Regions from separate parts of the Mus musculus genome. Here region 2 is linked to region 1. The links are chromatin loops, found by intact Hi-C in ENCODE. Cell type or tissue: heart. All regions are shown on one strand. Links, peaks and the distances in the headings refer to the core of each region. The heading gives the core; the rest is flanking DNA. Region 1 has its middle 57 kb from the start of Adgrl4. Region 2 has its middle 36 kb from the start of 4930555A03Rik.

Region 1 (2,929 bases), core at 181-2,680:
CAAAACAACACAAACGATTGTCATTGTCCTAGGTTACATCCCATAACTGCATGGCAAGTCCCCTGTTGCTGAAGACACCACATGCTTTGGCTGACTCAGAAACCCCCTCCCTGCTGGGTAGTGTCCAAAGTGTATAAGGTTCCATGCAGCCTGCTGAGAGAGTAAGCCACCTTCTCTAATGTAGAACCAACCCTTACAAGCTTCACTGCTTACCTGCCAGGCAAGATGTGTCTTGTACATGCTTCTTATGGGCTAACTGATTTCTGATTGGATGGAGGTCTGATCTATAGGAGAGAATGTGTTCCCTCCCCCAAGGGGGGGGGGTACACATAAGCCCTGTATAAAGGATTCACTTAGATTTCTGTGTGTCTACAGTAAAAATATTTAAAAAGAATATTTTTTATGTAGTCTAGTCACCTGGCTTCTCAATTTCCAATAGTGTTCTCTCCTGTATTACAATCACGTGGTTCTTTCTGCCTGTGACTGCTATCAAAGCATTCAGAACTTATTTCATCCGTTTCTTTCCTAATGTGTTTTAAGCACCTGCATTGTTCACACGTAACAAAAGGCACCAGGATGGGGGGGGGTTATTGAGACGAAGATGGTGTTCTCATATACTCAAAATTAGGATTAATTTTAACTGATCAATTAAATACAGTATTAATTTTAATGCCTTGTGATACTCTCTGGATAGTTTGGCTCAGAATGCCAGGTTTCATAGATGTTGCCCAGCATGGTTTAAAGTTAATAGTTTATATTATGTTTTCTACTAAATATGAAAACTCCATGGCTTTGAAAACTAATCACATCCTTTATGAATTTTTTTAAATTCTCAAAAACAATAACAGGGGAGCAAGAAACTATACTTACTGTGGCATTCAGTATCTCAGGGTGGAGTGAAGGGAGTAAGATGTATAGATGTTAGAGATCTTTGGGAGGCAGATTTGCTTTAGTTTTGGAGATGTTCTCCACAGTGTAGTAGAGATGGCTGTTTTGGTACAGAAAGTGGCTTCCTACAGCCTTATGAGCACTTCCTCAAATCTTAAAAATTAGCTCATTTTCGTGGATAAAGATGTTCACAGCATTCCAATACAGCTTTCCAAGAAGCAACATGGAAACCATGATGACTGCACTTGGCACTTGATAGACACAAATCTGACTATAGAAAGTTCCTGTGTGGCTAAGTCAGGCATTTTGCTTAAGCTATACTGCCCCCAGAGTACAGTTACCTCAGACAACAAACTGAAAAGGGCAGCTGCTATGGACTGCATCTCAGGAAGCTGAAAGAACATACCTTATCTTAATGGATCACTGTCAGAAAGCCTGACTTGTAAAAAAAAATACAAAACAGAACTATCAGTCAGTCAACATAGTTGTGAAGGGTGGAACAGGGAATCTGCAGTGCAAACAGTGACATTCAGAAATCCACCCAACTGGAGAAATTCCTTTCTACTCAGATTAGAATAAGCATTACTTTTAGGTCTTCAGTCTCTCTTTTTTGTAAGCTTAGAAATTACAATAATGCCTACTGGTTTCTATCTTTCAGTACGAGTGTGCACATAATGTACTGATCATTCTTAAAATGTTCTTGACAGAAGACATCCCCTTTCATCCCAGTGCAAGTAAATGTATAATTAGACAATAAGAGGTTTGTTTTTTACTAGATTGAAAATGCTTTATATTTGCAAATTGTGTATATTTCCAAAATACAAATTTGGATTTAGGAGAGGAGAAGTAGGGGCTTAAAATTTCCATCAAAAAGATAAATGGGAGAAAAAAAATCTTCCTTTTCCTGTTTAATTTTCTTCAAGGTTAGAACTGAGGGCAGTGTACATTTTCTTCTCGTTGTCGACCACAGTAAGCACGTGCTTAAATGTGTCTCGCTACCAGGAATGTCTCCTAGACTCACACAAGCAACCTTTTTTCTAAATGTGCATTCATAAGGCAACAACAGAGAAATATGAAATCCCTTCAGTTATTAAATCACATCCAAGAGTTCCCTGGATTCCATTTTCAAGTAATAAGAAGCCCCGATGGCTGCAGAAAGAACATCCAGGTTAAATATAGCTGTCACTATATGGAGTTCACTTGAAGAATGGACACAGGGTGCTTAATGATGACCTCCTGCCCTCAGCTATTGATGTGAGTTTCAGAGAAACTTCATATCCAGAATGCCTTCTCCAGGGAAATCAGCTCTGGACATTGGAGCGTCACCCTCAGCTATTCCAGACCTTCTTATGGATACACTGCAGGAGGGATCTCCCCATGGTGACCTCTATTTCATAAAGTTGAGATATGTCCCCATATTGTCCAGTCTAGAGCAAAAGAACAGAAATTAGTAGGACATATTTATTCTCCTAGGGGAAAATGCATGAATACTTTCTGCCATGTAATCTTGAAAATCAATATTTTAAATGAGATATACCCCATCTCCTGTATGTGATTGTGTGTATGTGATGTGTGATGTGTGTGTGTGTGTGTGTGTGTGTGTGTACAGCATGTGCATATGTCTTTCTTCTGTATGCATAGATTTTACATTACATATACATTGAATAACAGATAAAGATATTTGGAAATTATATATGCAGACATTCTAAGCAACACAATAGAAGTATTTGTATTGAAAATCAATTAAATTGCTCTCCATAAATAAACACAAATACTTCAAACACAAAAGCATAGAAGATGTGTTCAAGAGAAGACGTGTTCAAAAAATAAGTAAGTAATTCGTCATTTGGTGTAAAGGAGAGGAGAATTCTTGGTCTTGATATTCTGAGGGTCCTGAAATATATTTTCCACAGAACTTAAGAGACAATTATATTCATGTTCATATCTGCTATATGCAACAGTTTCTAAAACTGCTATAGAAGTCCCATAATTCTATATCTGTGATGGAGAGTTTATATCTCTATCATGTCAGTGCTCATGT
Region 2 (2,929 bases), core at 299-2,798, 51 kb after region 1:
ACAGCGAATTTTCTATACAACTCAGTAAACATTTAAATGTACTTAAATGGTAGAATTAATTTGCCATTCTTTATATTTTCCCCTTGTCCATTCAAGAAATGTATCTCTAATTAAATTTCCCATTGACCACTCTAATGGAAAGAGGGCCATCCAGACCTATAGCCCTCGTCAGCATGTGTGAACCACGGTGATAAGGCTGGGTTACTGCAGGATTAAGAACTGCTTTTACTGAGGCTAAAAGCTGTGCACCCTATAGGAAGTCACCAAGTTCCTTGAAATCACATCGCCAGGCTCTTTGTTTCCCACTACTTGCTTTGTGCTGCTTCTCTGCATAATTCACCTTTCCCATTTTTCAGTGTCCCCTGATGTTTTTGCAAGGAAGGTCACAGCCGTGCTACAGATACTCCATGTTTTTTCCAGGTCATTTTCTTATCGGTTTTACAAAATCCTCAGAAATAAGAAACACAACCTAAACCACAACCGTAGTTTTGTGATTAAGAAGATTTGCTCTCTTTATTGCCCACTTGGCCTCCTGATGTATAGTACAGAATTTGGAGTAGTCTCCAATGCTTATATTTTGCAAGAAGGTAAAATAATATTAATGTGATAACACACACACACACACACACACACACACACACACACACACACACTTGGCAGTGAAGAATACCATCTATATTCTCTTCCTACTGGAAATCAATTAAAAACAAATACAAGACTGGTTCTGTTTGCTACATTATACTGGACAATTTAGCAATTTGTCCTGGATGCCATTTTTTTCTATGTGAACCCTCAAGGACAGAACACATTCCTAGCATGACTCTTGGGCATACCACTTCACCATCTCTGCTCCTGGTGACAGAGATTATTCCTGTATTCTGCCGAACATCACCTACAAACTTCGCTGTAGTCTTTATACTCCAGTCATTTAAAAATCACAAAACAGCAACAATAGCAGCAGAAATAATGACAACTAAAACCCCTCCCCCATAACACCCTAAACAGCAGTTAGTTTAGAAAGGAGCTAAAGGGTTTTGCAGCCCCATAGGAGGAAAAACAATATGAATTAACCATTACCTGCAAAGCTCCCTGGGACTAAACCACCAACCAAAGAGTACACATGGCTCCAGTTGCATATGTAGCAGAGGATGACCTTGTTGGACATCAATGGAAGGAAAGGCCCTTGGTCCTGTGAAGGCTCAATGCCCCAGCATAGAGAAATGCCAGGGCCAGGAATTGGGAGTGGGTGGGTTGATGAGCAGGGGGTAGGGGTGGTGGGGAGAAGGGGATAGAGGGGTTTTCAGAAGAGAAACCAGGAAAGGGTATAACATTTGAAATGTAAATAAAAAATATATAATGAAAATATATATAAAAGAAATGAATACCTCAAAGATTGCTAAAGCCTTCGAGATGTGCTTTCATTTTCAATGTTTTTTTTTTCTTTTTTCTTTTCTTTCTTTTTTTTTTTTAATTTAAGAAAAGAACTTAGAAGCTTCTTTTTTGTAGAAGAATCTCTGCTTATTGAACTCTGGGATGATGGAAGATTCAAGTATGCCTTTCAGACTTACTGATTTACCAGATGTAACTGGCCAAGTCAGTCTCTCATCAGGTTGTAGCCGCCGCCCATTTCCCCTCTTGCTTCAACCCAGGTCAGAGCGCTTTAAAACAGGCCAGTCTCTGCAGACTTTACTTTTGTTAATATGTGTGAAGTCCTAAAACCTGAAAAGCTGCTGGGAGGGGTTAAGTGAGTTATTATTCTGTTATTATTCTTATTTCGGGCAGCTTAATCATTTAATATTCCTTTGCTACTCTCATATATTAATATTTATTAGCATTATCTAGTTAGAGCTTTATTTCTTACTTTAGGGATGTTTTTCCTACCATCATTTACATAGTTAGTGCTCCTGATTTCCAATGCACTTAGCAAAAGCAAAGATTAATCTCTGTAAGTAAAAGGCAGGAAAAGTACAGTTAGAAATGAGGCACTGCGGTTCAAGGGCGACTCAAATACACAAAGTTCTTCGAAACGAAATATGAGCAAAATACTTCCTTTTTCCTTTGCACTTAATTTTGATGTTTAGATTTACATTAAAATCTCTATCCAAATCCCTACTTTAAGAATAATCCAAAATGTTTTTGGTTTTGTGCATGTGCATGTTTTTATGATCTACTCCTATTGTTTTCTGGATGGAGGGAAATGGTCTTCTGAGATTATTTGCTACAAATTTCCATAAACAACATAGTTTATATTATGGTGTGCATATATTAAGTATTATTGCCTTCAATCTGTCAGCTCTTCAACAGTCCTTTCCTTGGATTTATCTGTAAAGCTTGTAAAAAAAAATCTTATTGACTCTTTTATTATTCAGTATGTTAATTTAATATTTTTTGAAAAACGAATGAAATCTAAATGCTGAAGGAAAACAGAACTGCTTCTGACTCAGTATGACTGGAATATATCAAACTTCAGTTTTTAAAAAATGTATAGGAAGATCATTTATTAATATAAAAGTTTAAGGATGATCATGTTGTAGGAAGATAAAGAACAGTTTGCAATCATAACTTTCTTTGTAACAGCAGGAAATGGCTTTGAAAAATATTGAATTATTAAGGGGAGGATTAAAAACCAAATGTAGACTGTAGCATTATAGTTCCCTAGGAATATTAAATCTAGATTGGTGTGTCATCTCAAGGTGAGATGGAGAGAAATCTGCTCCAATGGGACCTTGGTTCTAGGCACTAGACAAGGCAGCCATGTTAGTGCGTGTTGGTAAGGAAGCATTAGCAAGGCTGCGACATCAGTCACATTACAGAGTACCTGGCATTTCTAGGATTTCCTGAATTGGAACTCTTGAGCAAGTCATGACTAGAAAATGAGTTTTAGCATGTAAACAACCATTATATTTCCTTTCTGGTGTTTCTATAGTGT

The links. Hi-C counts contacts between places; a loop is a spot of excess contacts. Peaks named below come from ENCODE experiments on the same cell type or tissue, not always from the same donor. Only the 100,000 strongest peaks of a DNase experiment are listed, where the experiment ranks them.
Region 2: a loop joins it to region 1, with 2.0 times the contacts of the local background. A loop is called at or near these places in 3 of 42 quality-filtered maps.

What each region holds. Positions count from the first base shown.
Region 1 is chr3:151,379,371-151,382,299 of GRCm38, reverse strand. No RefSeq gene overlaps it. Among named protein-coding and RNA genes, the nearest start is that of Adgrl4, 57 kb to the left of the region's middle. In heart, for the core only: a CTCF peak has its summit at 1,207; no DNase peak of the experiment used is centred there.
Region 2 is chr3:151,328,695-151,331,623 of GRCm38, reverse strand. No RefSeq gene overlaps it. Among named protein-coding and RNA genes, the nearest start is that of 4930555A03Rik, 36 kb to the right of the region's middle. In heart, for the core only: no CTCF peak of the experiment used is centred there; a DNase peak (open chromatin) is centred at 1,623.